Regions from separate parts of the Homo sapiens genome. Here regions 1 and 2 are each linked to region 3. The links are chromatin loops, found by intact Hi-C in ENCODE. Cell type or tissue: GM12878. All regions are shown on one strand. Region 1 overlaps MARCHF4 (membrane associated ring-CH-type finger 4). Region 2 overlaps SMARCAL1-AS1 (SMARCAL1 antisense RNA 1). Region 3 overlaps LINC01963 (long intergenic non-protein coding RNA 1963).

Evidence for each region. A loop is a pair of places that touch in the nucleus more often than their neighbours do. Peaks named below come from ENCODE experiments on the same cell type or tissue, not always from the same donor. Only the 100,000 strongest peaks of a DNase experiment are listed, where the experiment ranks them.
Region 1: it touches region 3 in a loop (5-fold over the local background); 2 of 110 quality-filtered maps call a loop at or near these places.
Region 2: it touches region 3 in a loop (6-fold over the local background); 35 of 110 quality-filtered maps call a loop at or near these places.

Annotation. Positions count from the first base shown.
Region 1 is chr2:216,279,087-216,287,086 of GRCh38, reverse strand. It overlaps MARCHF4 (membrane associated ring-CH-type finger 4), which reads left to right. Exons shown (of 4, transcript NM_020814.3): 2 at 3,358-3,513. Among named protein-coding and RNA genes, the nearest start is that of MARCHF4-AS1, 20 kb to the left of the region's middle. RefSeq lists enhancers at 2,820-3,339, 3,340-3,860 and a silencer at 3,422-3,471. In GM12878, a CTCF peak has its summit at 3,358 (motif pointing right); a DNase peak (open chromatin) is centred at 3,396.
Region 2 is chr2:216,400,734-216,408,733 of GRCh38, reverse strand. The region is part of intron 1 of SMARCAL1-AS1 (SMARCAL1 antisense RNA 1); the gene reads left to right. Among named protein-coding and RNA genes, the nearest start is that of SMARCAL1, 7.8 kb to the left of the region's middle. In GM12878, a CTCF peak has its summit at 4,530 (motif pointing right); no DNase peak of the experiment used is centred here; H3K27me3 peaks cover 211 bases.
Region 3 is chr2:216,218,276-216,226,275 of GRCh38, reverse strand. It overlaps LINC01963 (long intergenic non-protein coding RNA 1963), which reads right to left. Exons shown (of 1, transcript NR_037701.1): 1 at 6,084-8,000. Among named protein-coding and RNA genes, the nearest start is that of LINC01963, 5.4 kb to the right of the region's middle. RefSeq lists an enhancer at 2,955-3,164. In GM12878, a CTCF peak has its summit at 3,558; DNase peaks (open chromatin) are centred at 3,255 and 3,305; H3K27ac peaks cover 2,239 bases.

The DNA.
Region 1 (8,000 bases), 61 kb before region 3:
GTGCAGGTGGGGCAGCAGGATCCAGAGGATGGAAGGTGGATGAGCACAGCGGGTGGTGAAGCTCAGCGTCTGACGCCCGTGTGACCTTGAGTGAGTCATTTAACCTTTCTCCTCAATCAGAGATATCTCTTATATTGAGAGAATTTTACTAGGGTAGAGGGGGCGAGAATTCATCTCAGTGTCCATGTAGCTTTTAACAGAGCTTACTGCAAAGAGCGTCTTCCTAAGTTTAGCTTGAATCCATCTGGCTCATTTCCACTTCTGTTGTTCTTGGAGACATACAGGTCTGACCAGTAGTTGGCAAAGAGTCCCTGTGAAAGCTTTTTAGAAGCCCTAAACACTAAAAAGATGATGGGCTTTCCCCGAAATGTATATAGAAATACACTAAATCATAACCTACAAAATTTGCCTGAATGCAAGAGTTAAAATAGCTCGTTTCTCTGGATTCCACCCAACCCCCACAGCAAATACCCAATCATCACTTCCTTTTTCCTTTATCAAAGTTAAACTTTTCTAACAGTTTGTTGTCCTTGCTTTATTTTCTTCTTCTTCTTTTTTTTTTTTTTAGATGGAGTTGCACTCTGTCGCCCAGGCTGGCACTGCAACCTCTGCCTCTGCCTCCTTGGTTCAAGTAATTCTCCTGCCTCAGCCTCCCGAGTAGCTGGCGTTTTAGGAGCATGCCACCATGGCCAGCTAATTTTTATATTTTTTGTAGAGATGGGGTTTCGCCATGTTGGCCAGGCTGGTCTTGAACCCCTGACCTCAAGTGATTCACCTGCCTCGGCCTCCCAAAGTGTGGCATTACAGGCGTGAGCCACTGCACCTGGACCATCCTTGCTTTCTAATATTTGTAATGCCAGAAGCAAGTCCCTATGCTGTCTTTTGGGGTTTTCTTCTCCCTAAAGGAAAATGAATGGTTCGCTGGAGGGGAAGCAGCATAGTCCTGGCCTCTTGTCCCTTAGCCAGGCACTGGGATTAGGCCAGGTCACGCTCCTCCTTTCTCCACCCAGATTAGCATGCTGAGGCTCAGGGGGCTCCCATGAGCCCCAATGGTCCCACAACCAGAGCCCGGGTCTTGTTATCAGCTGTGCCCCAGGCAGCAGCTCTTCCTGCCTTGTCTCTTGGCTGCTGCTTGGGAAGCAAGGCGTGGAGACTTCACTGTCATTCAGCACCGTTGCCAGGGACCAGAAGTAATGTCTCTTACCTGATGGGCAATTTGACGTGGCTGCTTAACAATCCGATTAATCAAACCCAGCTCATCCTGTTAGAATTAATGAGCCTAGGAAATGCTGCCACGAATAATGAGGAATTCCACCCCTCCCCCAGCATGTCTCTCCACTCATCCCCTCCTGTTTCCTTTTCAGAGTCATATAGCAGCTCCTCAGTACAAGGGCCCTTAGGCCGTGATGGGTGTGCCAAATACCCAGCAACGTGGGCATCTCCAGCCTCTTCTTCTCCTCTCCAGGAGGTGGCTGCCTACCTGTAGTCAAAGGCTGGCCATGTCCTAGAGAAGCAAAACTTCTCGTTCATAAAACAGATATGCGTGCATTCAGCTCTCAAAATTGGATTGAGTATCAAACTTTACCAGGCCCTTTACTAGATGTTAGGGCTGCAAAGATGGATAAGATATTGTCCCTGTGAGGAGCAAATGGGGGCATGCTATAACAGAGGGTATGGGAAGGGCCTGGAGCCACAGCAAAGAGGGCCTGTTGTTATTGGAGGAGCAGAGTGGGGAACCAAGGAGGGTTTCATGGGGATGAGCACCTGAGCATTTCTGCCAAGTTCATTTATTGCGCAAATACAGAGTGCCAGGCACTGAGCAAGATGTTTGTTCCCAGAGTTAACAAAATGGATGTGGTTCCCATTCTCACGGAGTGGGCATTCTCATTCCTGTTCCTCAAGGCAGTGCAGGCAACCTGAGAAGACACTTGATTTATTTTTTCATGTACTTATTCAAACATGAAAACTTATTTAGGGCTTGGCACTGGAGGAAAGGGGTGCAAAGATGAATACCTCACCCTGCCTTCTGGGGCTCCTCTCGTGGGTAGACAGGGATATGCATAGATCCTCATAATGATGTGCCAAGTGTGCTAACAGGGATGAGCCCAAGTCACTCAGCATAAGGCACTCAGAGCTCAAAGCACTGTGCTCAACCTGGAGAAGTCAGGGACCACTCCCAGTAGGAGGCGGCATTCGAATCATCTTGAAGACAGTAACAGCTGACAGGTAGACCAGGTGTTAAAGGACATTCCAAACCTCAGCCAGGCCACAATGAGATCCTTGAATGATAGGAGTTGAAATGGAAAAGAAATATGATTCCAGGAATCTTAGAAGGAAGAGCTGATTCTATAGTCTGCAGCCAAGTGCATGATTACAGAGGCAGATGGAAATCCGTAATTTCAAGACCAGCCTGGGCAACATGAAGAGACCCCATCTCACAAAAAAAATAAAAAATTAGTCGGGCATGGTGGTGCATGCCTGTAGTTTCAGCTACTTGGGAGGCCGAGGCCAGAGGATCACTTGAGCTCAGAAGATCAAGGTTGCAGTTAGCCGCAATCGTGCCACTGCACTCCAGACTGGGCAGCAGAGTGAGATCCTGTTCCAAAAACAACAAACAAACAAAAAACACAGGTTTCAGCCATGGCCATCTGACATATGGTCATGGGAAGTTCTGGAGAGTGAGCCCAATGCTGCCGTCCACTCAAAGGAAGTTTCAAATCCTCACACCATCTTGCTCAGTTGAGTCCTCTGCCTCTCTGATTCCAACTCCTCCAAACTGGGCTTCCTAGCTACCCCCAGCCAGACCCAAGGGTGACTGGAGGGACCCAGGCCTTCAGTGAGGGCATTTGTCCAACCTCCTAGATCCCCACATCTACACTGGCTAGAGCTGATGGTGGCTTTCCCTTTAGCTTGGGTCTGATCCTTCCAATTCAGTCTCCACTAGCTAGCTTTTGTTATCTCTGTTGCCTGTCTGTCCTTGAGGGCATTTGAGTTTGCAACTCTTGGCTGAGCCTTTACGGAGACACTTCTGCAGCCTGACACCCCACTGTGAACAGCAGAGGCTTCCGCAGAAACCAGCCCGCTCATGTTCGTAGAACCTTAGTAATTAATAGTACTGTGCTGTATCAAGCAGTAGCAGGGGCTCAGAGCCGTTTGTTGTGCTGACCAACATGGTTTGGCTCTCATGGTGGGGGTGCAGGAGCCCAGGCCTCCTCCATGGAGTCTGGTGCCCCCAAACAAAGCCTGTGGCCTACTTGGGTGGCTCAAACCAGGCTGCAGCTGCCACCCTCCCGCCCATCACTCACCCACCAGCCACTGTAGGTCTCAGCCTCATCACCCTGTGCTCTCTCCCTGCAGGGGGAGCTGCTGAGCCCATGCCGCTGTGATGGCTCGGTCAAGTGCACACACCAGCCTTGCCTCATCAAGTGGATCAGCGAGCGGGGCTGCTGGAGCTGCGAGCTGTGCTACTACAAGTACCACGTCATCGCCATAAGCACAAAAAATCCTCTGCAGGTACAACCCAGGGCTGCCTGGTGGGGTTGCTGGGCCTGGGGCTTCCACACCACCTGCTTTAGCAGGAGGCTTACTTCACCTTAGATTCAGGGCAGTTTGAGGAAAAGGAAGAAGATGGGCTGGGTGGGCAAGCACGGTGGGCGGCGTGGGGCAGGAGGGGATGAAAGGACATTTGTGTTTTCTCTTAAGCTTCAGCAAGAAGAAGAGGAAGAGATGGGGCAAAGAGAGGGAAATAGATACAGAAGGAAAGAAGTGTGGAGAATCAGAGGGAAAAGGGAGAATAAGTAAGTGAAAGGATGAATAAATGAATGCAGAAAGGAGAGGAAGAAAGAAGGAAAGGAAAGGAAGAAACGAAGGAGGCAGGGAAGAAGAAGAAAAAGAGAGAAAGGCCAGAGGGCAGAAGAGAACAGGAAACAAAAAGACAGAAGGTGGGAGGGGTGAGGAGAAGGACTGAGATCAAGCTATGGGCTGGTAAAGAAGAAATAAGAAGAATAGACTCAATGGCCCTTCTCATACATCAATGTGCATGTAATTGATCTGCAGTCTTCTCAAAATGCAGGCTATTCTATAGGTCTGGAGCAGGGATGTTGTATTCGGTAGGTCTGGAGCATCTGTTGATGCTTCTGGTTCAGAGACCACACTTCCAATGGCAAGGGACAGAGGGAAAAACAGAAGAAACAGGAGAGGGAGGCAGAGAAAAATGGGAATAAGAGCAATAAGAAATAGAAGAAGGGGAGAGAATATTAAAAAGCTACTGTGGAAAGGCAGGCAGGGCCAGGGTGGAATGAGGGCCTGCCACACAGATTCAGACAGAACTTAGGGATCCTCTGCCTGCTCCCACCACTCTATCCCTGCCCTGACACATCCATTGTCCCCAGGGGAGCTGGCAGGCCTGTGCCACCCTCACAAATGCCCCAAATCAAGCAGCTCTCCTTTGAGGAGCACACACATACAAAGAGCATTTTGCTTCTGAAAATACCTCCACATATCCATGATCAACAAATTAAGCTGCCACATAATCAATTAGTGAGCACGAGAGTGAGGATGGGGACTTCAGCTCCTGGCACAGTCTCACTCCTCCTCTCTGGGGTGGTGGTGGAGGGGGGAGTCCTGAAAGCCCAGGAGGGGTAATGGGGGTTGGGAGGGATGGTGGCGGTGGGGTCTTTGCATGGAGGAGCAGCTGGAAGCACCCACAGCTATGGTGTCCAGGGTGTTTTATTTTACACCCCATAGAGTTTTACATGGGGCAATCCCAGGAATGAGTGTGTGTGTATGTGTGTGTGTGTTGCACACACACAAGTGTGCTGGGGTTGCAGGGCATTTCTGGAAGGTGGCACTAAAAGCCCCAGGCACCTTAGCCCTCTTAGTAGTATACCAAGGGGCCATAAAGAGGTGCCTTTCCCTGCTGCTGGTTCCATCTTCAATTCATTTCAAAATCTCAAAGTGTCTTAAAATAGCAGTGTCACGAGACAGCTGACTCCACGTCCTCTGGGTTCCAGCAGGGGTCTGAATGCATTAACCCTCCCCTTCCTTTTCAGCCAGCTCAAGCCTCAAGAAAGGATCAGATTCCAAACTCATGAGCCCACCCCAAAGTACCCTTCCTTGGCTCCACCCTTGGCTCATAAAGTGAAAATGCATTTAGGGATAACTTTTTCCTGGGGGTAAAAAATGAAAAGGTTATTCTAATCTCCCAAGTCAGGTAAGCAAGTGGCAGTGTTAGCAATATGGATCTATAAGGATCCATATGGATATATTCCTGAGTCCCTACCCTGTCTTCCACTGTGAGTTTCTTGACACTCACTGCTGGGGGCTCCCTCTGATTCTGTTGCTCCTGGAAATGCAATTGTGTGTGCTCAGTAAATGCCATCTCACTTCTGGATAGCACTGGAAGAAGGAAGTAGTTTGGATTAGAAGCAATTTTGTGTGGTTGTGGTCCAAATTGTCCCAATTGTATGTCCTGTGCTCCTCAGGCCCAGCAACATGTGAGACAGCTGCCTGCTCAGTACAGTGGGCAACTTCTGGGCTACTATGCCCCAGCCCAGCTGGATCATTTGCAGTGTAGGATGGAGCTGGCAGGCCCCACCACAAGTGGGCGGAGCAATGGATGGGAATCCCAGGCCTGCCTCTGCTATCAGAGAGGGGAAGCTCCTTCCAGGTCTCCTGGTTCTCTTACCTCCTGGTTCATGCCCCAGACAGAGTCATGAGAAATAGGCCAGGCATGGTGGCTCACATTTGTGATCCCAGCACTGATGGGAGGCTGAGGCTGGAGGATCACTTGAGGCCAGGAGTTCAACACCAGCCTGGGCAACATAATGAGACCCTGTCTCTACAAAAGAAATTAGCTGGGAGTAGTAGCCCATGACTGTAGTCCCAGCTACTCGGGAGGCTGAGGTGGGAGGATTATTTGAGCACAAGAGGTCTAGGTTGTAGTGAGCTATGATTATGCCAGTGCACCACTCCAGCCTGGGTGGCAGAGCGAGATCCTGTCTCAAAAAAAAAAAAAAAAAAAAAAAAAGTTGTGAGAAATAATACACTGTTTCCTGTGTCACATGGGGCATCATCTCAGCGACCCTCCAGAAGCAATATTTCCAGCCAGAAGAACCACTGAGAAAGGAGGCACAGCATGGCCCTGAGAGTCTAAAGGTTTCATGGCTGCTTCCTACTGTCTCTTTGTTACATGTGAATTGCAATTATTAATGAACATTTAGTTAGTGCTTATTAGGGGCCAGTCAGTGTTCTAAATATTCACATATATTGTATAATTTAGTCCTGGAAACAACCCAGTGAAGTGGGCACTATTATTTTTCCTAAACTACAGATGAGACAATGGAGGCACAGAAGGGTTCACCAACATGCCCAGGGTGACACAGCTACCGAGTGGTGGCGTAGATGTGGGGGTCTGACTCCTGGGTCCAGGTCTTAACTTCTGCACAGGCACGTTTGGGAATATCCCCTCCTTGACAGGCTGATCTGTATTTTTGCTGAAACATCATTAAGAATGCCCTTCAAAGCACTGGTTTAAGAGTGATTTCATTTAACATAACACTCTAGGAAGCAGGAAAGACCAATTATTTCTATTTTACAGAAAGGAAAGTTGAGGGTCCTCATGATTGATTGACTTCTCCTAGGTCACACTCAGTGCGTAGGAGCGGAACCCAATCAGGATCGGGTCATCTGATCCCTCAGTTGGTGCCCCTTCCTGTTCTAAGGCACACAGCATTCAGTCTCTGTGCTCTTCCGCTTGTCTCTCCATTCATTGGTGCTGCAGGATGGGAGTTCAGGGTATGGAGAAACCTCATGATACTGAGATCAGAGTGGGGATCTGGTGGCAGCCTGGTACCCTGGGTGTCCTTCTCCCCCTCCCAGCCCTCCTGTGAGTTTTCAGAGCTCGCTCACTCTCTGCTTTCTCCCTCATCTCTGTGGAGCCTCATATGGGACAGACAGGAGGAGAGTGCCTTGTCCATAGAACCCCACCCTGCTCCTTCGTCACGCTTCACACTGCAGTCAGGAGCCCCATTTAGGTTCCACAGCTGGCTTCAGAGGTGGTAGAAGGGGTTTTAGGGATGAAGAGAAGCTTTCTGGGCCTCTATATTTGGCATTTTTGAAGTCTAGAGGAGCAGGAGAAAGTGAGGATGATGGATGCCTCAATGGTAGAAACAAAAACTCAGCCAGAAGCCCTCTTTCCAGGCAGGAGGGCAGGCCCTGGAAAAAGCATTTGTTGTGCATGAAAGAAGTCTGTATGATGAAGTCATCTTCTGGAAAATCCTTTCATTATGTGTAACCCTAGGCGGGGGGAAACAGTGGAAAATGTAAAGGCCCAATTACCTGTAATGGAGGCTATCTGTTTAATTAAATGTAGACGCTGATGTCCTATGTCTGGACCAGCAAGTGAAATGTTTCCCAACAGTTAAAATTCCCTGGAGGCCACTGGCCAGGCCAATCCCAGCTGCAGCCAGAATGAATCAAATGCTTCCATCCGGGTCTCCCTGTTGGCAGAGGGAAAGTAGTCTGCCTTTCCTCAGAGTTCAGTGAAATGCTTTCTGGGGGTGTTCTTTGCAGAGTGCTATGCAAATCTGTCCAGTCAAAAGATGTCCTCCCCCTACCTTCCCAAATTTGATCCTGTCAGTCCTCTGCTTAAAACCATTCATATCATCACATCTACACTTAGGACAAAGCACAAAGTCTCTGCATATTCTACAAGGTTCTGTGTGATCTCTCATTCTTCCTTTTCCAGTTGTCTCACCCCACAAGCTCTTTTGCTGTCTCCACTCCACCCACTTGTATCTTCTCCCAGGCTTTTATCCTTCCCATGCTTTCTTCTGGCACAGGCCTTTCTACATGCTCTTCCCTCTGCCGGGAGCAGTCTTCCCTCCTTTCTTTGCCTAGTAACCGCTTAGTCAGCTCAAGTATTGCTTCCTCTGGGAAGTCGAATCCCCCTATCACCGGCTCTCACTGTGCCATGTTCCTCCCTGATTTACCCTTGATAA
Region 2 (8,000 bases), 180 kb before region 3:
CGGGAGGACACAGTTCAGTCCATAGCAGCACCTTTGTGTGTTGTAAAAACACACCCCTTTCTCCCAGGAAAGGAGCCTGGCTCCAGGACCCACTGCAAGCAGAGCATTGCCAGCCCCCAGCGGGGTGCCCCGGCCAAGTGGCAGTCTTGCTGCTTCCCCAGAAGAATACTTCGATTTTGCCAAAGCTACTTCCTCAGGTGGAAGAAATTGATTTCCCATCTCTCTGGAGTAATCATCCCTCCCCAATTCATGCAGACTTGGAAGAGTGTTAATCAGGGGGCCTCATCCTCGGGGAAGTCAGTGGATGCAAGATACGAGGGAAAACACCAGACCCCCTCCTTCTGGGAACTTAATCTGCAAGGATATGATACAATGAGAAAAAGACAACTGAACCGATATAGCCCAGCAGTGGCTTTGAATGGAGCCTGTTCCTTAGTTCCTGTCACCCAGCTTCGAGAGTCACCCTGACCCTGTTATTCCTGAGCCTTGATTTTGATTTTGCTATTCTGTGAACTGCCCTTAGCCTTCCAGTGAACTCTTTATTTTTATTTTTGGAGTGGGGAGACTCTAATTAACCAAAGTCAGTCTTTGTTGCTTGCATCCAAAGAACCCTGACTTCTTTTTTTTTTTTTTTTTTTTTTGAGACGGAGTCTCGCTCTGTCACCCAGGCTGGAGTGCAGTGGCGCGATCTTGGTTCACTGCAACCTCTGCCTCCTGGATTCAAGCAATTCTCCTGCCTCAGCCTCCTGAGTAGCTGGGATTCTAGATGCAAACCACCATGCCCAGCTAAATTTTGTATTTTTAGTAGAGATGGGGTGTCACCATGTTGGACAGGCTGGTCTTGAACTCCTGGGCTCAAGTTATCCACCTGCCTCAGCCTCCCAAACTGCTAGGATTACAGGAGTGAGCCACTGTGCCTGGCCAAGAACCCTGACTTCTAACTCTCAAGTCAAAGGAGTTTTATCATCCCTCCCTCCATTTTCCTTCCTTCTTTTCATCCTCCCCTGAAATATGCTGAACTCTCAATAAGCTGAAAATTTACTGTAAAATACAGGTGCAAAAGGCAACATTTACAAAAGGATCCAAATTATGTGAATTTGTCATTCTCAGGTTCAACCAAAGTCCCTTAGGATTCCACAACATCATCTCTAGGTTATCTTGGATTTATGGTCCCTTGAGGACAAGAGTTGCATCTAAGACATATTCTTTCCAGTCTATAACTCTTAATTATCCACCTTGTGTACTCTAGGGTCCTCAAAGTTTAATAGCAGCGCTACGAATACATTTCAAGAGAATCTGTCTCATTTTCTTTCCTTAACCCATAAAGTGAGATTTAGAAAGGACCTTAGAGAGCATTAATCTCTCTTTAGAACTAAAGAAATGGAAGCATAGAGAAGTTAGCTATGCCTGATGTCATAGACCTGGCACAGGCCAGGCTGGAATGAGGCACCTCAGTCCCCTAGTAGGGCTCTTTCTAGATGCTAATTAAATATACAGATAGTGATTGCATGCTTGCCCTTGCCTGACAGTGTATGTCTGGGCACCTAAAGTAGTTTCAAGTCCCTCTCTGTGGAGCTTACCTGATAGTGATGTAAGTACAGGGCTTCCCTCTTCCCTCAGCAAGGATTCCCTAGAGAGCACTTGACAGCCCTTTGGGGAGAGCTTTTTTGACAGCCACCCCTAGGGCATGTCATCGCTCAGGTTAATTACACCTAGAGTGCTGTGATGAGATTCAGGAGCAGATGCAATGCTTTGGGTGGAAAAGGAAGCTATTCCCTCTCAGATGCTGCCAGTTGGCAAAGACATTTGCATATCCAAAGCACAGAGGAGTAATGTAAAGGTTTATAAGCCAAGAAATTCACCTTCCTTAACGGTTGTTCCGTTCTGATGGACTTAATTGCTTGGAGTCTGACAGTTCCGTTTTTCTTCCTCCTCTTGTCTGCCTTCCTCTAGCCCTCCTTCTCCCTCGACTCTAAATGTCTTATGAAGACAGAATCTTCGTGTAATTTCTTTACACCACGCATTCCATGGCTTGGTATGAGGGTTCTCCTAGTGTCTTAATTTCTCTAACTGGTCTTGGTGGCTGTGATTAGTTCACAAGCCTCTCTCTCAAACCTGGCACATTTTCTGCTGGGATGGCTTTGTCTGTCCTTTGCTAAAAGCACCCACCTAGACACCCTGCTCCAGTGTTTTTAGACTTAGGAAATTTTACTTTTTTCTGTTTCTTCAATATTGCAAATTCCACTTTGTTCATATTCATCCATTCATTCTTTTTTCAACCATTCATTCTTTTTCTTTTCTTTTCTTTTCTTTTTAGACAGGGTCTGAGTCTGTCACTCAGTTTGGAGTGCAGTGGTGCAACCTTGTCTCACTGCAAACTCTACCTCCCTGGCTCATATGATCCTCCCACCTCAGCCTCCCAAGTAGCTAGGACTACAGTTGTGCACCAGTATGCCCGGCTACTTTTTGTATTTTTAGTAGAGACAGGCTTTTGCCATATTGCCCAGGCTTGTCTCGAACTCCTGGCCTTAAGCAATCTACCCGCTCAGCCTCCCAAAGTGATCCCCCAAAGGGATTACACGTGTGAGCCACCACGCCCGGCCTTCATCCATTGATTCTTATATTCACTTAACAAAAATTCAAGGACCTACTATGGGCTGCACGGTGTGCAGAAGCACCAGGGCTGCATTACTGATGTCACCCTTTTTAAATAAAGCTTACAGTTTAGTTAGGGAGGCAGATCCCCCCCACACAAAAGAAACAAAAAGAAACAAATCAGCTAAATGATAAGTGCTGTGAGGGACCTAAACAGAGAGCCCAAGAGGACACTTAAGAGGGAACTATTTCAGAGTGGTCAGGAAAGGTGTCCCCAGGGGAGACCTGAAGGAGGAGAGGAGGCAGCCATGCGGAGCTCAGAGGGAAGCGGGTTCTGAATGAGCTGTAGGGGCAAGCAACATCGAGCCCAGGCAAGGAAGAGCTGAGCTGGGCATGTTTGAGAAGTGGAAGTGAGGCCGGCTTGGCTGGAGGAGGTGCGAGAGGATGAAAAGGACACAAGATGGGGCTGGGGAGAGAAATAGGACAGATAACGTCCAGGTTCTTCAGTACCACGCAAAGACATTGGGAATTTGTTCTGAGAGCAGCAGGAGGCCCCTAATGAGATGCAAACCAGAGTGGAGTAACTTGTGTGTCTCAGGAAGCTACTTGCTGTTGTGTGCAGAAAGCCCCACAGAAGGGCAGAGTGGGGATAGGAGGACCTCTTAGGAAGCCGTTGCAGGAGTCTAGGGAAGAGATGATGGTGATGGAACTGGATGGACAGGTCAGAAAGCTATTTGGAGGTAGCTCCAGCACCATCTCTCTATCTCACAAAGCCTGAATGTCTGAGTCTAGCACATGCACATAAAGTGATGTGGCACATAAAGTGATGCACATGCACGTGCAGGGCTCTACTGCTCACCCCCTGTTGGCCACAATAGACATGAAGTTGGCTTAGAAATTCAAGTTCGGCTAGACGTGGTGGCTCACGCCTGTAATCCCAGCACTTTAGGAGGTGAGGCGGGCAGATCACTTGAGGTCAGGAGTTTGAGACCAGCCTGGCCAACATGGTGAAACCCTATCTCTACTAAAAATACAAATAAAATTAACTGGGTGTGGTGGCGCATGCCTGTAATCCCAGCTACTCAGGAGGCGGAGGCAGGAAGATCGCTTGAACTTGGGAAGTAGAGGTTGCAGTGAGCCGAGATCGTGCCACTGCACTCCAGCCTGGGTGACAGAGTGAGATTCCCCCCAACCCCCCCAAAAAAAAGAAAGAAAAGAAAAGAAAAAGAAATTCAAGGTCATACACTAAACTTTCTTTTTCTTTTTTATTTTTTTGAGACACGGTCTTGCTCTATCACCCCAGGCTGGAATGCAGTGACATGATCGTAGCTCACTGCAACCTTGAACTTCTCAGCTCAAGGGATCCTCTCACGTCAGCCTGTTGAGTATCTGAAATTACAGGCACACGCCACCAAGCCCGACTAACTTTTAAAATTATTTTTTGTAGAGATGGGGTCTCACTATGTTGCCCAGGCTGGTCTTGAACTCCTGAGCTCAAGTGATCCTCCTGCCTTGGCCTCTCAAATTGCTGAGATTTCAGGTGTGAGCCATCACATTGGGCTGAGCTTTCTTATGGACCATTTCTTCCTGCATATGAGGTAGCTTCTTTACAGAGACATAGATTGGAAAAATTATGTTCTTTCATGATTATTAAGGGAGAATGAAGGCAAAGGGAAGCCAAGTAGCTTGTGCAAGGATATAGAGAACGCTGGAGCCCAAACTTGATCTCAGGCATCCTAGTTTCTTCTACTCATCCAGCAGGCCACTCTGTAGCTCCAGCAAGTGGAGCACCATAAGCCTTTGATCAGTAGTCTACTCTTAATATATATAATTGTATCCACCACACTGGAAATTGCCTAAGTGTTCAAAGTGCATTTTTGTCTACAGATGTTAAATGTTAAGGTTGGATTAGAATTGGCTGTCTGCAATGTCCCTGAGGACCACAAGGGGGCGAATAGATAGGCTGCCTGTGTCCCTCTGTCCCTCTGTCTCACCTGCCCCTCTGTACTCCTTAATTTTTTTTATTTATTTATTTTTTTGAGAGGGAGTCTCTCTCTGTCGCCCAGGCTGGAGTCCAGTGGTACAATCTCGGCTCACTGCAACCTCTGCCTCCTGGGTTCAAACGATTCTCCTGCCTCAGCCTCCCAAGTAGCTGGGATTACAGGCACTCGCCACCACGCCCGGCTAATTTTTGTATTTTTAGTAGAGACAGGGTTCCACCATGTTGGCCAGGCTGGTCTCAAACTCCTGACCTCAGGTGATCCACCCGCCTCGGCCGCTGAAAGTGCTAGGATTATAGGCATGAGCCACCGCACCTGGCCTACTCCTTAATTCTACATGTGTATGCTTTGTCTCTTTGTGTCATTCTTTTTCATTTTATTATAGTAAATTATATCTATTTACTTTTTATCTTTCTCTTTCTCTCTCTCTCTCTCTTTTTTTTTTTTTCTGTGCTCCTCTAACCCCACATCCAGCTGCCCATAGCATGGAGCTAAAGCTTATTTCGCCCAGTTTGCCGTATGTGTTAAATTGCTCCTGGTTTTCAGTTCTCAAAGGGTACAAGTGAAACATTTCATATTTCCCTCCTCTAGCCTTTCCTCACGCTGATTTGATGTTTTCTTATATGGCCACCAATTGCCTTCCTCTTTTCTAGCTGAGTGGTCTTCAATAGAAAAAGAAAGAGGGGTCTACCCCTGACTGAAATAAAATAGCACACACACAAACAAAAGGCCAATCAGTTCTTAAGGAATTTCCTGAGTAGGGGAAAGGAAGGCTTTGAGGCCTGCATCCTGTCTCTACTGTAACTAAGATGGCACCAAAATAACCATCCAAAGTGTGGGATTCCTGTGGATCTGGGCAAAAGGCAATTCCTTCCTTCCCTTTCTCCAGCATTTCACATTTCTTATTGTCAGATTATTCTTTTTAATGTTTGCTCCAAATTATCTGCAAATTCTGTCCAAATTCTCTGCAAATTTGTTCTGTCCATGGGGGAAAGATAAATGGAGGGGCTGCTAGCTATTTTGTGTTCCTGTTGACTTGGAGGACTTACAATCAGCCCCTTGCACAGAGCCAGGCTACAAGCTGCGGGTTCAGACCTCAGGGTGGGGAGGATACAAGGCTGGCTTTCTGCCCCAAACAGACCTATTTATATCTGCATTCGATGGAGGCACAGCCCAGACTAAATCAGGGAGAAGGAACGGTCCCATTCATCGCAAGGATAAATTACCCTAATTGAGTGGTTAAGAGCCTGACTGATTTCTAGATACTTTACAGTAAGGGACCTGCTACTCCTAGATGCAATAATAGAAAACCACGGGCCATCAGAGCCATTTGGGAAAGAGCATTAGCATCCCGTCTGCTCACATCCTTGGTCCTCAGCACTGGTTTCCAGGAAATTAGCTCCCTTTTAACAATCAGTGCAATATTATTTGAGTTTTTACCTTAATTTTCTCTTGTACGTTTCTGAAAAAGCAGGGTCTCTTTTTCTTATCCCTACATGTATACATGTGCAGTATATGCCTTTTATTTTTAATTTTTTTCATTTTTCCATGTTACGACAGTATATGCCTTTTACATTTGACACAAATCTCTACTCTGAATTACGAAGGTAAATCCCCACGTCCCTCTACCCTGCCTCCGTAAAACAGGCAACTCTGGAATTCCTCCTCCGCACCCCCTCCAGCTTGCTATAGGCACAGACACCTCTGCTTCTGGAAAAAATGAAAACTTAGTTATTTACTTTTTGAAAAATGTAAAAGTCCTGCTTTATGCAGTCAGTTGGAGAACTGGCTTTTAAAAATATTATTATTATTATTTTTGAGACAGAGTCTTACTGTGTCACCCAGGCTGGAGTGCAATGGCATGATCTTGGCTCACTGCAACCTCTGCCCCCCGGGTTCAAGCGATTCTCCTGCCTCAGCTTCCTGAGTAGCTGGGCTTAAGGCATGTGCCACCATGCCCAGCTATTTTTTGTGTTTTTAGTAGAGACAAGCTTTCACCATGTTGGCCAAGCTGGTCTTGAACTGCTGACTTCAAGTTATCTGCCGGCCTCAGCCTCCTAAAGTGCTGGGATTATAGGCATGAGCCACTGTGCCTGGCAAAACAAAAAATATAAATTTTTTAAAAACTGTATCTTTTTGAATAGACAATGCATTTACATGATTAAAGCTCCATATATTTAATATATACAAAAGTATATATAGTGGAATGTCTCCTTTCTGCTGAGGGCAGATTTAAAAAGTAACCTATGGCATCAGAGATCCTCATTGGCATATATCCCTTCTAAGGCTCTGTATCTAATTTTGTATTTTTTTGGTAAAAGTGCTCCCCCCAAATTGTATGAGCTTCAGCACACCCAAAACTTGATTCTGCTCTTCTTCCATTCTTAACTCCCGCATCCCATTCCCTTCCCAGCAGGCAGCCAATGTCATCCATTTCTTTTTTTAAAAAATTGTTTATTTTTAATTGACTTATAATAATCATGGATATAATTATTATATTTCAATTACATAATCAATTTCTTGCATATTTTTCTGGATATATTCTATGCACATTTAAGTAAAAACATTTATTTATCTTCCCTTTCATACAGATGGCAGTGTGCTATATACACTGTTCTGCACTTTTTGCATTTGTCTTGGAGTAAATTCATCTCTTTAAATTTTGTTTTTTCCATCTGTAATATGGAAATAATTGTACCTATCCCATAGACTTCCTGTTAGGATTACCTGAGATCATGTAAAGCACTTAGCTCATTGCCTGGAATACATTAAGTAATCAATAAATGTAAGTTATTATTCTATTAATGTTTAAAATATACTACAAAGCTACAATAATAAAACTAGTGTGATATTGATAACATATTAGCAGACTGATGAAACAAAGTAAGAAGCCTCTTCAACTTGGTCTTTATGATTTGTGTGCAAGATACTGTTGCCAACAGATGAAATACAAACACTAAAAAGAAAGTTTGTCTCAAGGAACTTAAAGACTAGGAGAAGAGAGAATACCTGTGTGGAAAATATAATAAAAAAAGAATTGTGGATAAGATCAGTGCAGTGGTGTGTGCCTGTAGTCCCAGCTGCTTAGGAGGCTGAGTCAAGAGGGTTGCTTGAGCCCAGGAATTCAAGGCCTTAGTGGGCTATGATTATGCCTGTGAATAGACACTGTGCTCTAGCCTGGGAAACATAGTGAGACTCCGTCTCTAAAAAGAAATCAATCAATCAATCACAGATAAATGGCCTTGGGGGTTTAGTGAGGAGCTCTGATGATGGAGACACAGGGAATACAGAATCAGGAAGGTTAAGCGGATGAAGTGGTGTCTGAACTGGCTAAGTAGAAATTTGGAATCCAGCAATAATAGGAAGATGGTGGTTATGGCAAGGATGATCCAATCTGATGGAAGC
Region 3 (8,000 bases):
GTCCGGGAGGTGAGGGGCGCCTCTGCCCGGCCGCCCCTACTGGGAAGTGAGGACCCCTCTGCCCGGCCAGCCGCCCCGTCCGGGAGGGAGGTGGGGGGGGTCAGCCCCCCGCCCGGCCAGCCGCCCCGTCCGGGAGGGAGGTGGGGGGATCAGCCCCCTTCCTGGCCAGCCGCCCCGTCCGGGAGGTGAGGGGCGCCTCTGCCCGGCCGCCCCTACTGGGAAGTGAGGACCCCTCTGCCCGGCCAGCCGCCCCGTCCGGGAGGGAGGTGGGGGGGTCAGCCCCCCTTCCGGCCGGCCGCCCCGTCCGGGAGGTGAGGGGCGCCTCTGCCCGGCCGCCCCTACTGGGAAGTGAGGACCCCTCTGCCCGGCCAGCCGCCCCGTCCGGGAGGGAGGTGGGGGGGACAGCCCCCCGCCCGGCCAGCCGCCCTATCCAGGAGGTGAGGGGCGCCTCTGCCCGGCCGCCCCTACTGGGAAGTGAGGAGCCCCTCTGCCCGGCCACGACCCCGTCTGGGAGGTGTGCCCAGCGGCTCATTGGTGATGGGCCATGATGACAATGGCGGTTTTGTGGAATAGAAAGGCGGGAAGGGTGGGGAAAGAATTGAGAAATCGGATGGTTACCGGGTCTGTGTGGATGGAAGTAGACATGGGAGACTTTTCATTTTGTTCTGTACTAGGAAAAATTCTTCTGCCTTGGGATCCTGTTGATCTGTGACCTTATCCCCAACCCTGTGCTCTCTGAAACATGTGCTGTGTCCACTCAGGGTTAAATGGATTAAGGGCGGTGCAAGATGTGCTTTGTTAAACAGATGCTTGAAGGCAGCATGCTCGTTAAGAGTCATCACCACTCCCTAATCTTTAAGTACCCAGGGACACAAACACTGTGGAAGGCCGCAGGGTCCTCTGCCTAGGAAAACCGGAGACCTTTGTTCACTTGTTTATCTGCTGACCTTCCCTCCACTATTGTCCTATGACCCTGCCAAATCCCCCTCTGCGAGAAACACCCAAGAATGATCAATAAAAATAAAAAATAAAAAAAAAAAAAAAAAAAAAAAAAAAAGAACACATGGCATGGGCTGGGCGCGGTGGCTCACACTTGTAATCCTAGCACTTTGGGAGGCCTAGGTGGGTGGATCACGAGGTCAGGAGTTCGAGACCATCCTGGCCAAGGCGGTGAAACCCCATCTCTACTAAAAATACAAAAAAACTAGCCGGGTGTGGTGGCGAGCACCTGTAATCCCAGCTACTCAGGAGGCTAGGGCAGAGAATTGCTTGAACCCAGGAGGCGGATGTTGCTGTGAGCCGAGACTGTGCCATTACACTCCAGCCTGGGGGACAGAGCGAGACTCCATCTCAAAAAAAAAAAAAAGAATACATGCCATGTGTTACCCTAACTTCATGAGTCAGGTGGGTGCCAGGGGTACCAGAGAGCCAGGCTATCTCTAGCACCATCTAAGAAACTGTGATATCAAGACCTCTTCTTCCAGCCTGAGCCACAATCTTTTTCCACACCTTCCCTCCTTTCTTAAGGACCAATGAAAGGTATAAAGTCAAGGTATTTCCAGAGATTTTCCCAAACTGCACATATCCTGGGCTCTGGCATCAGGAGTCTCTTCTTTTCCCAGAAGCCTGGACAACCTCCCACTGACAGAGCTGATAATAAATGAGTTCATTATCAGGCTGCTGGGGCCCATGACAGCCCATCTGCTGGCATGATTAATTAAAACTTTGACTGGCGATGGGGGTGCCATCTCAGGGTCAGAAAGCAATTAATTGGAGCATCATCCAGGCCATTATTTCTGTTGGATTCTAGAATGACCAATGCCAGAGAGCAAGGTCTATGTGAGTCAGTCTCAGTCTCATTGCCTTACTCTCCTTTTTTTGTTTGCTTGTTTGTTTTTAAGACAGAGCCTCACTCTGTTGCCCAGGCTGGAGTGCAGTGGAACGGTCACAGCTCACTGCAGTCTCGACCTCCTGGGCTCAATCAATCCTCCCATCTCAGCCTCCTGGGTAGTTGGGACTACAACTGTGCACCACCATTGTGCAGCTCATTTTCGTATTATTATTATTATCGTAGAGACAGGATTTCGCCATGTTGTCCAGGCTGGTCTCCAACTCCTGGGCTCAAGCAATCCGCCTACCTTGGCTTCCCAAAGTGCTGGGATTATAGGGATGCCATTTTTCACAGAAATAGAAAAACCATTTCTAAAATTAATATGGAACCGAAGAAGAGCCCAAATCACCACCATACCTGGCCTCCTTACTCTCCTTTATATTTCTTGCAGTCTCTTCCCCAGGCAAGCCCACCCTAATGAAGCAGAGACAGATTGGTGGGAATCGGATCCTCAAATCCTCTAAGTGGAGCAGGAGGATCATCCTCTTAGGGCTTTCTACTCCTCCCAGGAGTGGGGAGTATTGGGATTCAAAAGAGGGTTTCACTCTGTTTTCTTGACTCTTGTGCTCAAGCACAGCAAACTCATCATTTTACATCCTTGTATTTGTCAGGTTTCCCCAGAAATAGGATATATATATATATAAAATAGGAACTGGCTCACATGATTATGGAGGCTGAGAAGACCCATGATATGCTATCTGCAAGTTGGAGAACCAGGAAAGCCAGTGGTGTAATTATCTGAAAGCCTGAGAACCAGGAGTGCCAATGTCTGAGGGCAGAAGATGGATGCCTCAGCTCCAAGAGGGAGAACAAATTCACCCTTCCTCTGCCTTTTGTTCTGTCCAGGCTCTCAACAGATTGGATGATGGCCACCCACATGGGTGAGGGTAAATCTTCATTACTACTGATACAAATGCTCATCTCTTCCAGACACACCCTCACAGTTACTCTGAGAAGGTTTTATAGCTATCCGGACATCACTTAACCCAGTCAATAATTATGGATATATAATTAACCATCACAGTCTTAATATAGCGATGTTCCCATCACTCTCTGTGTTCTGCTAATGAGCTGCAAAGCTGCTAGGTAAGGCCTCAGGCCCAAGCAGAGATCTTCAGCCCATAGAACCAGAAGCCCTGCATTTGGGGAAAAGCTAGGGGATTTCCTGGCCATAAATAAGGTTGTGGTTTTGGTCCCCAACTGGCTATGATCATGGTTTGCTTATCTCTGTAGTGAGAACACAGAGGGGAAAGAAGGACTCAGACTCTGGGAATAAACCCTGCCACCTCTGGAAACACACAGGAGAGGCACCACACTTCTTTTTTGTGCAGCCCACAGCTCCTGGCACATCACAGTGAGTTCCAACGTGGATGTCTCACTGGAATGAAGTCACAGGAAATGATTAGGTACTTTACTGTGCCCTCACAACCCAGAAAAGCTGTCAGGTTTGCCTTTGGTCAAACAAATTCTGTGTCTGTTTCTATATCACCTCTTCTGACTGTCTCAGTCCCCATGCTCTTCTACTACTCTTGAAACAAAACTTAATCCGGATCCATCATTCACCCCAAGATATAAATAGCTGATTACAGTTAAACTATTACTCTTATTAGGAGCATCGCATCTTCTCCTTTTCTAAGACAGCATCTCCCCCTGTTGACCAGGCTGGAGTGCAGTGGTGCAATCTCAGCTCATAGCAGCCTTGACCTCCAGGGCTCAAGTGATGATGCTCCCACCTCAGCCTCCTGAGTAGCTGGGACTACAGGTGCACACCCCACATGCCTGGTTAATTTTTCTATTTTTTGTAGAGATGGGTTTTGCTGTGTTGCCAAGGCTGGTCTCAAACTTCTGGGCTCAAGCAATCTGCCTGCCTTGGCCTCCCAAAGTGCTGGGATTACAGGCATTAGCCCCCAAACGTGGCCAAGGAGCATCTCCATTTTAACAAGGATCACAGCCTTGAGCTATGGGAATGAGATAGGTGCATTTTTAGAACAATGAGTGAAGGGAGCTTTGCAGTCTTTGGGACCTCCTAGAAATGACCTTTTGTACTATCATGTTAGCCAGTCCTCTTTTTCTGTATCCCCAATATTACCCCTTATTGAAGTTAGCATGATTTCACCATGTTATCACCAGGAAGAAAGTGAGGTGCAGCATTCCTCATCTGGCTGGGCTTGTCACATGAGACTCATAATCATAGGAATAAAGATGGAGAAGTCTTGGATTAAGTAGGACCTTGAATTAACTCATGTGCATATTCTAGTTAGGCTTTTGTGCTTCTGATAGGTGATTGTGCTTTTTGGTACCATGAAGGAAAGAGGAAATGACTCAGAGGCAAAAGAGGAGGAGTCTGGCTGCAGGAGTATGGCACAAGTATAGCTAAGAGAGGAGAGGCCAGGCAGGACATTGGGGCCATCCCTGTAGGACACTGACTCACACCAAGAGATGGCTAAAGAGGTCAAGTTCAAGGGAGACTAAAGGAAGACCTTCTGACTTGTCCCCTCGAGCCCTGAGCTGTATAGAGTCCATTTGCCTCCAAGCTATACAGGAAGGAGCATCCAGACAGCCTTTCTGCCAGTCTCACTCCACACAGATATGTAGAGCTACATATTAGCAAGAGTAGGAGGGAAACACCAGGACACGGTTCCTAAACTTGGCTGTACACTGGAATCAGCTGGGGATATTTCAGCGCTATTTATTGTTGCCTGGCTCCTACATTCTGATTTAATTAGCAGGGCCTGTGACCTGGGTGCTAGTTTCCACAGGTCCTCAGGTGAGGTGAATGTGCAGCAAAGATTACATCAGGAGCAGGTCTGAAGCCCTGCATGCGCCTGCCAGTGGCCAGCTTCTGTGATGCTTACCCCACTTCTCACAAAGCATGGCTTCTGGGGACAGGACAGAGTTGCAGGATGCTCAGTCAGTGCTCCTTGAGTGCATGAAGGTGGGGGCCAGCACGCCTGCAGCCCTGGGAAGACAGCGCTTACTTTGTTTTCCTTCTCCATAGGGCACACAGGCAAAGATGACACAAGGTGAGAGCTTTGCGGAAGGAGGCTGCAAAGAATGGGAGGTAGCAAACTGCAAGCACTTTCCTGAAAAGGGGGAAATGGTCAGAGGGGGACGTGGCTGAGGCAGGACAGGTGTATCATGGTGGAGCAGTGAGTAGGGCAGGTGGCTTGCTCTGAGAGGAGAGGAGAGAGCTGGGGTGGGGTGGGGGACAAGCTGACCCAGCCTGACAAGTGGGCTGAGGGAGCTTATGGGCACATGCTGTTGATACTGGGGCACCTTTTCCCAAGAATCTCAGGACAGGGCTCTCCACTCTCTTGGGGCTGTCCTGGATAGTACCTCATTCTCTCCCAAGCGATGTCAACTGCGTCTGAATTGTTCTCCTTGCATCCTGCCTCTTCAGTGCCTCTCCATCCTATTTGCACATTGCTGTCAGAATAATGCTGCTGAAGTGCCCATCTGACTGTATCTTTCTTCAAAAACAGGGTTTCTCCCACCATAACTGCCCTAACCTATCTTTGTCATCTAACTGCTCACCATTTTCCATCATGCACCTGACCTCACAGCAAACCAAACCACTTACCCTTTCCTGCATCTGGTCTGAACTCTGCTGTGTCCTCTATTTGAACGTCCTGGTCCTTTCCTCTTCATTAAATTCCTGCTCCATTTGTGGTTCATCTTAAATGCCACCAACTCCAGAAAGCTTCCCGTTACCAAGACTAAAATGAGTATCTTCTCAGTGGCTCTGAAACTCTTCTCAGCTCTCTTTTATAGCCCCTCTCATCTTGTAGATTCTGGCTGTTTGTGACCTTCTCTCCCTACTGGACCATGAACTTCTGGAGGACAACGAATGTGTGTTCTTCAAACTCTAATCTTCCAGAGTGCCCAGCAGAGCTCTGGATATAGCAGGTGCTCAATACATTATTTATTAAGCGGAATTTTACAGTCAAGAAACCTAGGACACATGTCAGAGAATGAGTAGGCACATACCTGCTTGTGGGGCAGCTGGAATATCAATAGAGAGGCATCTCTTCCTGCTAGGCATGATTTTGGGTAAGATCCCTGTGGCCCACATGATGCCCATGAGGACAAACATAAAAAGACAAGGCTGCATGCCTGGGACCCAGTGTTGTGCTGAACCCCTATTAACTTCAATAGGGAAGGCATAAGGTTCAAGACGCCAAAGAGACCCAGAGCCAGCAAAAGAGACGTGGGGTTTTATTGAGGGCTTACATACAGGGGAGGGAGTCCAGAGGTGGCGGGCTGGATAGAATTGTCTTACATACAGAAATGGTCCTGTGGTGTTGGGCTGGACAACATATCCGCATGGCCCGGTGGTGGCAGGCTGGGCAGGAAAACCACAACTGCCTGCAAACATCATGCAGTTTATACAGCATTTTCACTTAACCCCTTTCCCTAATGAGCGACACCTGGCAACTGTCATTTAACCCAAAACTTAAGGCCTCAATCCTCTCTACAGCCTGGGTTTCATGGGATGGGCCAGGGGCTCAGATGTCTATTATAGATAAGAAACGAATCTCCGATTGGCCACTCCCGGATTTTCTAGCTCGAAACACACATTCAGGAGCATCTGCCATATAGGGTCATTATAAAGGTGTGCTTAAGTTATTGCTATCAGGTGCATTTACCCTACACCGGGTAAGACACTGACCACATGGACTCTTTCTTCATAATGTGCAAGAATTCATGAATAAAAGGACACAAAGACATACAATATCTAATAACAGTGAACATTTATAGAATACTTGCAGCTTGTTTCATATTCACATTCTCAATAAATGCAGACAGATGATGTCTTCACAATTTAGTAGTCTGACCCTTTCCACCTATATAACATGGACAAATGTTTATCACCTCCTAACACAGCAAGAACATCTAGCACACATATCCGCACACACACACTTATAGAAAGAAGGGGACTAAAATGATTGAGTCCCATATTTCAGGTGCTGTTCTAGGCATCTGACAGATATAAAACACACTCCCCAAAGTCCTGCTCATGTGTCTGTGTCTAGTTCAATCCCCTCCCTCCCCTTTTACCCTTGCCTTACCACCCCTTGTACCACATGTATCTTCCTTTTAACTCCACACATTTATTCTCTGGAGATATAATAATCTCAGTGGCTGTCATGGGTTGAATTATGATCCCCCAAAAAGCTGTGTTGAAGTCCCAACCCTCAGTACTACTGAATGTGACCTTACTAGGAAATACAGTCTTTCCTAATGTAATTGGTTGATAAGCTCAGATGAGTGGGGTGGGCTCCTTATACGACTGGTGTCTTATAAGAAGATGCCCTAGGAAAGCAATACAGTGGCCTAGGAAGGGAATGTGTGCGTGTATGCATGTGCACTGGACACTGGGATTATGCCTTGTGTGTGGAATAACAATGTATATGTGTATGTGTGTGAGAGAGGGTTTGAGTCTGTGTGCCCATGCATTATGCATGAGAAGCCAAGGGATGATTTTTGCCCATTTACCATCACACACATGTATACTCTTCAGTCCTGAAATTCTGAGTGTCCTCTCTGCCTGGACCATTAATTAGAATCATGTATTTCCCCTGCCTCCCTTTGCCAGTGGGCAGAAGGCAGTTTCTGAGCAGTGATTAAGCCTCTATCAGGACACTAATGCAAGTGGCCCATAAAAGGCATCTAACCCTGACACTGTTGGAGGATCCAGGACCCAGGGAGTTGGAAAGAGGGAAGGAAAATCTTTAAAAGAGGGAGCCAGGTGAAGCGACACACTGCAATGTGACTGACCTGCTGAGATTCCAAGACCTGAAACACAAACATACATGTGCACGCACACCTCCTCCCATCTAGAACCCAACTGTTTTTGACTTCTGTTCTCTTAGCGGGCTTCCCATTCCTCCTATGCCCCCAACATTATCTGAGAGGCAGCTGTCTGTTTTGTAGGAGAAAAGAGATAGTCTGTTTGAGTGATGCACACTGGATCACAGAGCAAGTTATGGACAAAGATGGAACTGTCTCTGAGTGTCATTACTTAACTTGCTAATCCACATAGGGCTGGGGGTATCCACTCATAAAAAGCAGGGCAGGACATTTTAAAGCCAGACAGGGGCTGTGTAGA